Linked DNA regions of Homo sapiens: region 1 is linked to region 2. A link is a contact called in ENCODE Hi-C data. All regions are on one chromosome and are shown on one strand. The core of a region is the stretch at or near the end of the contact, and the rest is flanking DNA. Distances in the headings are between cores, read along the strand shown.

What was found. Hi-C counts contacts between places; a loop is a spot of excess contacts on that map. Pooled maps may share reads with other maps.
Region 1: a pooled map shows a loop between it and region 2 (5-fold over the local background). The contact joins the promoter of CD27 here to the enhancer-like site in region 2. A Hi-C loop is called at or near these places in 3 of 37 single-sample maps with no recorded cell type and 2 of 50 pooled maps.

What each region holds. Positions count from the first base shown.
Region 1 is chr12:6,442,506-6,447,244 of GRCh38, reverse strand. It overlaps CD27 (CD27 molecule), which reads right to left and starts at 2,290. Exons shown (of 6, transcript NM_001242.5): 1 at 2,014-2,290; 2 at 1,690-1,821. The coding sequence starts at 2,149. CD27-AS1 (CD27 antisense RNA 1) reads left to right here. Exons shown (of 6, transcript NR_015382.2): 4 at 158-284; 5 at 3,528-3,699. RefSeq lists enhancers at 1,010-1,129, 1,839-2,018, 2,049-2,108, 1,653-2,154, 3,059-3,108 and 1 more and silencers at 4,189-4,268, 4,369-4,508.
Region 2 is chr12:4,133,331-4,137,482 of GRCh38, reverse strand. No RefSeq gene overlaps it. Among named protein-coding and RNA genes, the nearest start is that of LINC03141, 120 kb to the right of the region's middle. RefSeq lists an enhancer at 2,147-2,752. Within about 2 kb of position 1,467, at least 7 of the 41 ENCODE cell types and tissues checked have a DNase peak (open chromatin) inside an H3K27ac peak, as active enhancers do.

The sequences.
Region 1 (4,739 bases), core at 1,041-3,540, 2.3 Mb before region 2:
CCAACCCTGCCGGGGCCGCTGTCAAGAGAAAAGCATCTATTACAGTTACATTTTTAAGTTAAGTAGACTGAAGAATATTTCTTGTGTATTAAAGACGTTCCTTTTTGGTTGATTTGCAATGGAAAAGCTTTTGTTTTCTTTTTTTTTTTGGAAACAGGGTCTCACTCTGCTCACTCTGTCTCCCAAGCTGGAGTGCAGTGGTACAGTCACGGCTCACTGCAGCCTCCACTTCCTGGACTCAAGTGATCTTCTCACTTCAGCCTTCTGAGTAGCTGGGACTACAGGTTCGTGCCACCACGCCTGGCTAACTTTTTGTATTTTTAGTAGAGACAGGGTTTTGCCATGTTGCCCAGGGTGTTCTTAAACTCCTGGGCTCAAGGGATCCGCCTGCCTTGGCCTCCTAAAGTGCTGGGATTACAAGTGTGAGCCACTGCTCTGGCTTTTTGTGTGTGTGTGTGTGTGTGTGTGAAAAAGGGTTTTGCTCTGTTACCCAGGCTGGAGTGCAGTGATGTGAGCAGCCTGGACCTCTTGGGGACCTCTTGGGCTCAAGTGATCTTCCCATCTCAGCCTCCCAAGTAGCTGGGACTGCAGGTGCACTACCATGACCAGCCAATTTTTTTAGAGACAAGGTCTCACTATGTTGCCCAGCTGGTCTCAAGCTCCTGGGCTCAAGTCTCTACAAAATATGCAAATACCCTTCTGCCTTGGCCTCCCAAGTGCTGGGATTATAGGCATGAGCCACCACATCTGGTGTTGGTTTTTGTTTTTGTTTTTACGGGACCAGGCACTACAGCTCACACCTGTAATCCTGGCACTTTCAGAGGCTGAGACTAGAAGATTGCTTGAGCCCAGGAGTTCAAGGCTGTGGGGAGCTATGATTGCACCACTGCACTCCAGCCTGGGTGACAGAGCTAGACCTTGTCTCTAAACTAAACAAAACAAAACCCAGTACCAAGAGACCCAGTGACACCAAACACGTTTTGCAAGTAGGTAGTTTAATAGTTACAGTTACCTGGTTCTAAAAAGTGTCTTGCTAGAGAACATTTGTTCAAAGGGGCCACTTTAAAGCCTGCTATTCTAGTGTATACTGGCCGTAGTTTCTGAAATTGTAGCGAAGATGGAGAAATAATAACAGCATTCATAAGCACAACTGCAGATATTATACTTCTTAGTTTAAAAAAAACCTTTTTTTTTGGAACTATAAAATAAAAACACAGGCTACATACATACTCATTTTCTCAAATTGGCTTTTGTGCAAAAAAAGGTTGTTACCTATTGGGTTGCTTTGTTATTTCCTTAGAAAGATGTATTCCAAATTCCCAATGGCCAACCTGCACATGTGCACTCTGGGAACACAGTCAGTTTATTGGTTGGGGGTTGCTTGCCCGAAATCTGGGGTCATAGAGCCACTTCTCTCATTTTATTGTCTTGATCCTATCCATAGACCCGTTCTCACCAATCCCTCAAATTCTATTTATCCCTTTCCTGGAATACTAGATGTCTGCCCACGTTAATTCATGCCCCACCTAGGGTGCCGCATTTCCCAGCATTGGCTCCACTTGCTGTGAGCCTTGAAGAAGGCCAAAGCTTTGGCCCCGTCATCCTCCTTGCACCCCCAAACCCGTCACCAGCCTTGCTCCCCCAGATGCTTGTCCATCGTCCCCACCTACACACCCTTGCCCACCTCACCAGAGTTACAGTGCCGACAGCTCTCACAGTGGGGCCGGGTGTGGTGGTCAGGAGAGAAGGAGACCCCCGGTATGCAAGGATCACACTGAGCAGCCTTTCTATGCTGGTCACAGTCCTTCACGAGGAATGTTCCTGGGAGGAGAGGGTAAGGGATCAAGGCCTGAGAAGGGCTGGTTCTCTGCCCTCTTCAAGGTGGTGCCTCCCCACAGCTGCAGGATTTCCCTCCTTGCTTGAGCTCAGTCTCACCCTGCGCCTATTTACTGTATTAACCCCAGTCCTCTCTCTTTCGCCACTCACCTGGCCCTTACCAAGGCCCCCTCTTACCTGGCTCACACATCTGGCAGCACAGCTTTCCCTGAGCCCAGTAGTGCCTCTCTGGGCAGCTCTTGGGGGCTGGAGTAGCTGAGAGCCCCACCAGGGTCCCCAGAACGCACAGCCACCAGGGATGTGGCCGTGCCATGGTCCCTGCCCAGGCGGCTCCTTTCTGTGCCCAGTTGCTGATGCTGGCCTCTGGAGTTAGCACCTCCAAGCTGGGCGCTGCTGTCTCTTCTTTGCACCCCCTGGGCAGTGGCTGCTTCAGGTGGCAAGCCAACCTTTGAAGGCAGAATCTCTATTGTGGCTGTTTTTTTTTTCTCTCTCATAGCAGCAACCTCCACCCCCTTCCCCTTCCGTGTGCTGGGGAGAGTATTAAAGAGCAAACTCTGTGAGACCTGCTGCTCTTCAAACATGCTTCCTCCAACACATGAGCCTTCCTTAGTTTCCGCCTCTCCTGCTCATGAAGCACGTAGCCCACTGACTCCTGCTTCTTTGACAAAAAGGTGATGGACACACAGTTGCTCACCCCTCCTATTCATGCACTTGTGCACAAAGGTGCCCACGTTACCCCCCCCCACCCACCCCCCCGTCCACAGTTTACAGACGAATTCGCAGGACTCCTGTCTCCCATACCTGCATCCCTCCTTTCACAGACAACAGTTGAAAGAAGGAAGGAGAACCAGAATTGAGCACAGGTCCACAAGCTCTTATCTGAAACTTTGGGGGTCAGATAAGTTTTGGAATTCAGAATTTTTCAGGTTTATACAGAAACCAGCACCACAAAACACCCTTGGGGAGTTGGGGTAGTCTCATAATCAAACGCAACATTTCTGCAGCAAAACTATTGAATATTTACACCAACTGGGAGGAAGCTTAAATAGCCTTGTCTCAATTGAGGTCTGGTTTGATGGCCAAACGAGTTTGCTACAGAATGCTCAGAATTGCAAGCAAGGGGTGTAGAGCTGCCTCTCTTCTGTCACACTCTGACCGATCACCTATGCTCTCCTTTAATCCTCATGTCAGTCTCTGATGTGGGTGCCACCTACTGCCCACATGGCCTTCCCTCTCAGACCCTTGCTCACTCCTCACTTTTGTGCCATCTTTATCCTCCCCTTTCCCACCTCTGGCTGTGTCAGTCACTGGTGTCCTGGATCGCCTGGAGCATCTTCTCTCCTAGCCTTGGGCACTTGGGATTAAAGGTAGCTTCCTACGGGGGTCATCTCTTTTTTATTTTCCCAGTTCTCCCAGCAAGACTGATTTCGGGATATTGGAAACAGCTAGACTTTTCCCTCTTTGAGTCATGGGGACACACACGGGTCAACAGCCTCCTCCACTCTTTCCTCAGCAACCGATATGTGGAGTGGCTTATTTCCCCAGGAAGTTTTTAATTTAGGGGCTTTGCCGTTGTTTCCACACTGTTCATAAATGTCACACTGCTGTGGTCACACCTGTCAGATCTGTTCTCTATCTCACTCTGTAGTTTCCTTTCTCCTCATTTTCTCCATTCTCTTGTCTTTTCCCAGCCCCCTCTGCAGCTCTTCATGGGGGTCCACTCAAGTCAGAAGCCACATTTGGGTGTGATTCAGAGAGCTGTTTATGCAAAACCAGCTTTGTCACCATCAGGCAAGGCACCTGAATTCCCACCGCAGAGAGTGTTGTGGCCGTGAGGACTTTTCTGTCACCAGCCATTTCCAGGTTGTGGTAAATGTGTTCACTGCAGGCATGGGGCAGTGGGGTGGCTAGCTGACTGCAGGCCCTGGGAGGGTGGATGAGACCCTCAGAAGAATCATGAGGAACTGGGGACCTTTAGGAAGAAACTTGTCGAACAGGGACTTGCAGTTCGCTGAGCCTAGCAACCTTGAACCGACTGGGAACTGCTCACTAGCCTAACGCTGCTGTCCTCTGGGCCAAAGCCCATCTCCTCTTTTCTACATATCACTTCTCCAGGGGGTCAGAGCAGGAGCAGGGTCTGCCTGGCTTTCCTGGAGGGCCTCGGCCAAGAGGAGGAAGGCCAGGTTTCTGGACGTTTTTCTTTCCTAGGCAAATAGAATGAGCTCATCTCCAGCACTCTTTGCATCCACTTCTGGTGAGCCTTCCCCATCCTAGGCTGGCTCCCTGGACGGGACCTTCCTTTTTTTTTTTTTTCCTCCCTCCATTTCACTCTGTCACCCAGGCTAGAGTGCAATGATGCAATCTCAGCTCACTGCAACCTCTGTCTCCCAGGCTCAAGCCATTCTCACGCCTCAGCCTCCTGAGTAACTGGGATGACAGGTGCGTGCCACCACGCTCAGCTAATTTTTGTATTTTTAGTAGAGATGGAGTTTTGCCACGTTGGTCAGGCTGGCCTCAAGTTGATCCGCCCACCTTGGCTGGGATTACAGGGGAGAGCCACCGCGCCCAGCTTATTTTTTGTATTTTTAGTAGAGATGGGGTTTTGTCATGTTGGCCAGGCTGGACCAGAACACCTAGCCTCAGGTGATCTGCCTGCCTCGGCCTCCCAAAGTGCTGGGATTACAGGCACGAGCCACCATGCCTGGCTGGGCCCTTCCTTTTGTCTAGAGGCCCTGGGATGCAGCCCGCTGACATCTTCCTTGAAATCTCACACAACCACTTTCTCTTTTGGGGTCAGCCTCTCCCCCATGCCTGGCTGGGGCATAAAAACATATGGTATTTTCTCAACAGCTCCCTGCTTTTCTTTCCTTTCCAGAAACAGGCCCACAGCAGCCCTTCTTGAG
Region 2 (4,152 bases), core at 218-2,717:
TCCCGGGGCCTTTGGAGTCCCCAAAGTGTTTCTGTATGATATTTCCCTGAATTGTTCTGTATTATTTCCTCTGCAGCTTCTGTCTCCCCAGCTGGGTTGAAAGCACCTTGAGGGCAGTGGCCCTTCTTCGGATAGTGGTTCCAGGCTCCCCTAACACGGTGATAAGATGTAAACATCTTGGGGGAACCTCAAGTCTGGGAACTGGATTTGCTTCCCCACTCTGCCACTTAATGGTCACGTGACAAATCACTCAAGCTCCTGGAGGCTTATTTCCTTCTGCTTTAAAACAGTGGGGCTAACTGAGCAGAGGGAAAGTGATTTATAAACTCAGTTTCCATAGAATCCTAGTTATTTTTATTAGTCATTTATCCGACACATGCTAATTGTATTCCAGGCATTGTGGGAGATGTTGCTTCTGGGTCATCCACCTCATCTCTCCTTGTCTCTATTCGCCCATAGGGTGATGATCCTGGAAAATCATTCTTATAACGTCTGTGAGAAGCTCAGCACTCTGAAGAGATACACAGAGACTGTTCACATGAAGGAGTAACGGGTGACATCACATCAGCTCCGGTCCCCCAACCTTCCCTTCCTCTTAGGGGCAGCCATATACACAACCAAAAGCAAGCACACGGGACAAACTACTTTTTATTCTAGAAAGAGAAAAAGGGATTTCTGAACTCAGGTAAACTGGAAGTGAGGGATGTTGGGGGGAAGGGAAGGATCGAGGCAGAAAGGAGGGCCCAGGGATGAATGGAATTGCAGGGCCCAGCGGCAGAGCAGACAGACCCCCAGCACACATGTCAAACCCAAACAAGGGAATGTTTTGAGGCTGTGCGTCCGGCATGCCTCCGTCCCAGCCCCCTTAAGGACCACCCTGGGAAGTTCTCTAGAAAACCCATCCATCACAGACAACAGTCTGCTTTCTTTCCCCGCTGGTTCAACATCCATAGCACAAAAATGTGCTTCACTAATGGAAACCTTGTGCTGGGTTCTTGGAGCATTATGGCAGTGAGCGGCAGAAGAGGAAGTGAGTGTGTTTGAAAGAACACACACACACACCACGCACACACACACACACACGCATACACAGAAACAGGCCCAAGCCCCCTGTCCACAAATTCATGCACACAACCATTCACATAACTGTGGATACACAGAGGTGAACAGGGAACGCCTCACGACACTGGGACTGTGACAGCAACAACAGCTGATGAAGTCATTGCCCTCCAGCTCCCCCATCACCAAGAAGGGATGGGCGCCTCCCGCTTCTGTGTTTCTCAATGATTCAGTGTGTCTGGCTGGGGTTTTCACTGGCTCTTTCATACATTGTTGGAGAAAAAAAGAAAGAAAGAAGGAAAAAGATCAAATTTCAGTTCCCCTCAATTGCTCTGGGTTTGTGCAACCAAGTGTCATTGTGAGACTTCTGCCGCCCACGTCCTCAAAGGGCCCAGCACGTGGCTCAGTCTGCACCTAGACCGGGGCAATTAGTAGTTCCTTTTTCCTGTCATGAAGGGCAGCCCAAACATCAAAGGTCCCCATGTTGTTACCCTATCAACTGGTTTAGACCACGAGGCTGACTGAAGGCAGAGGCAACCAAGAAGCACTTTTGTATGTGAATAAAAAACAAGTATGGAATGTGGGCCGGGCAGGTGGCTCACGCCTGTAATCCCAGCGCTTTGGGAGGCCGAGGCAGGTAGATCACGAGGTCAGGAGATCGAGACTATCCTGGCTAACGTGGTGAAACCCCATCTCTACTAAAAATACAAAAAAATTAGCAGGGCGTGGTGGTGGGCACCCGTAGCCACAGCTACTCGGGAGGCTGAGGCAGGAGAATGGCGTGAACCTGGGAGGAGGAGCTTGCAGTGAGCCGAGATCGCGCCACTGTACTCCAGCCTGGGCGACAGAGCAAGACTCTCTCTCAAAAACAAAACAAAACAAAACAAATAAAACAAGTATGGAATGTGGAAAGAGCAGAGCCCTGGCCTAAACCTCAGGAGAACTAAGTTCTAGCCCTGGAGGCGCTAGGAACTGGCTGTGTGACCTTAGTCAGGTTACCCAGCCTCTCTGATTCTTAGAGCTGTCTGCTGTAAAATGAACAGGGCAGATAATGACAGTCTCCGAGGCCCTCCATTTCTGACCTTCTGTGATGAGAATGTTGTTCACTGGTTGCTATCTACATGAATGAAGATTTGCGGGGCATGGATAATACAAAACAATGGTGAGCTAACTTTAATGTTTTCTATTTTACTTTGTTTGCCTTTGGAATGTAACCAGAGCACACATTCAGACACTCACAAACTTCCTTCCTTCCCTGCCCCCTTTCCCTGCTCCTCTGTTTGGCCCTCCTGGCCAGGGGTGGGGGTGGAAGAATGTGAGGTTGGCTGGAAAGGCCGAGAGGATGCAGGAAGGTTTCTGGTTGGGGGCACGGAGGTTGTGGGGGAGGGGTGCTCCAGGGACCTGAGAATCGATTAGCTATAAGATCATTTTAATCCCTTCCGCTATCCAGAAAGGTGGGAGATTGTGAATAGCACATTCCTCACGCGAAATACCGTATATCCTTGCCTATGAGAAGCCCCGGGAAAAATAGTAGTGTGTTTAAATGATGAGCCTCAAGGAAAATCATCAGAGAAGTCCTCCTTCTTGTCAATTGTATATTTCAGTTTTCCTTTCCAGCCAAGATAGGGCCCCTGCAAAATCACGATTCCTAGGGCAGTCGTCATGCTTGTGGGGGTGGAGACTGGGAAGAGAGACAGGACCTTCATGGGGAAATAAATGTGCTATTTTTCTATTTTTACTCCACCTTGGCTTGGAAAATAGGATACTTTTCTTTTGCTGCAGCATCTCATATGTGAGCATATACGGTAATGGAGGCATTCCAGAGTCCAGCTGATAGCCAATCAGGAATTGGGGCCTTTCTGCATTTTTCCCTTTAAGAAAAAGTTTTGGGTCCTCTCAGGAGCAGCAAATCAACTGCAGTCTGCAGAGTTACCATCCCCTCCCCCACCTCCCACCCACCATCATGGGGACGGGGCGTTCGTGTTAGTTAGGTCAACCTGGGTCCTCTTCCTAGGGACAGCCCCGTGAAACACAAAGTCTTAGGTTTTGAAAGTAGGGTGCTGGGGATGGGAGAGAGAGGCTGGCAGGGGCTGGTGGCTGACCAGCTGGGGCCATTGCTTGGGGTGAGGGTGGTTGGAGGGAGAAAGAAGGAAGAGAGAGAACTCCGGGATGACATGCAGCTATGGATGCTCGCGTGGGTGTGCATATACGTGTGTGTGCGTGCGTGTGTCTCCCCACAGGACTGGACCAGTAGCAGGCTGGTGGAAAGCATGAGCAGCTCCATTCAGGAAGGGGAAGCAGCAGCTGTTTCCCCAGGAGACAGTGTCTGGGAGCAGCTGCAAGCTGGGAAGAGCCTGATGGCAAGGGAGCTGCCGACTGTAGGATAGACAAGGAGAGCCAGGCTGGGTGCTACCATCTGGCTGGGCTGTGGGGCTCTAGCTTGTAGCTGGCCAGCCTCAGCTTTCTCTCCTGCTTGTGAAACCTGGGCCTTAACTCTCCTGTCCTTCCCTCCTCCTTAGCCTTGACTGGACTCTGCCACTCTGCCTGCTCTATCACTATGGCCTCCGCTCAGCTTCCAGGCTTGCTTCTCGTTTCTCTCTTTAACGTTTCTAATGTTGGTGACTCGCCACTTCCAGTTGCCCTCCTGTTTCTTCTTCACTTCTCCTTCATTTCTTAGTTCTCCTTTCGTTCAGGGCTAGGCAGACCTGAAAGGCAGTGGGAAAATCGAACAGCACACTGGAAAGAGGCCATCTGTCCCCTGTCCTCTGGGCATACTCCTTGGTCTGAGTACTGGATATACTCAGACTCTTCCCTTAATACTTCCTTTAAATGGTGGACTCTTATCCAGATGAGGAAACTGAGATTACAGGAGGTAAAATAAAGTAGCTCCCAACTCAAGCACTCACCAAACATTCACCAAGCATCTGGCAAGTGTTGGAATCAGAGCTTGTGAAGGTAAGTGTGCTCTGTCCCTAATCTATGCTACCTCCAGAACTCATGCCCTCAGTGTGATCCCCTACTCATCAGTAACATTATTTAGGAACTTCTTAGAAATGCAGACTCTCAGGCCCCACCTCAGCCGGCTGAATCAGA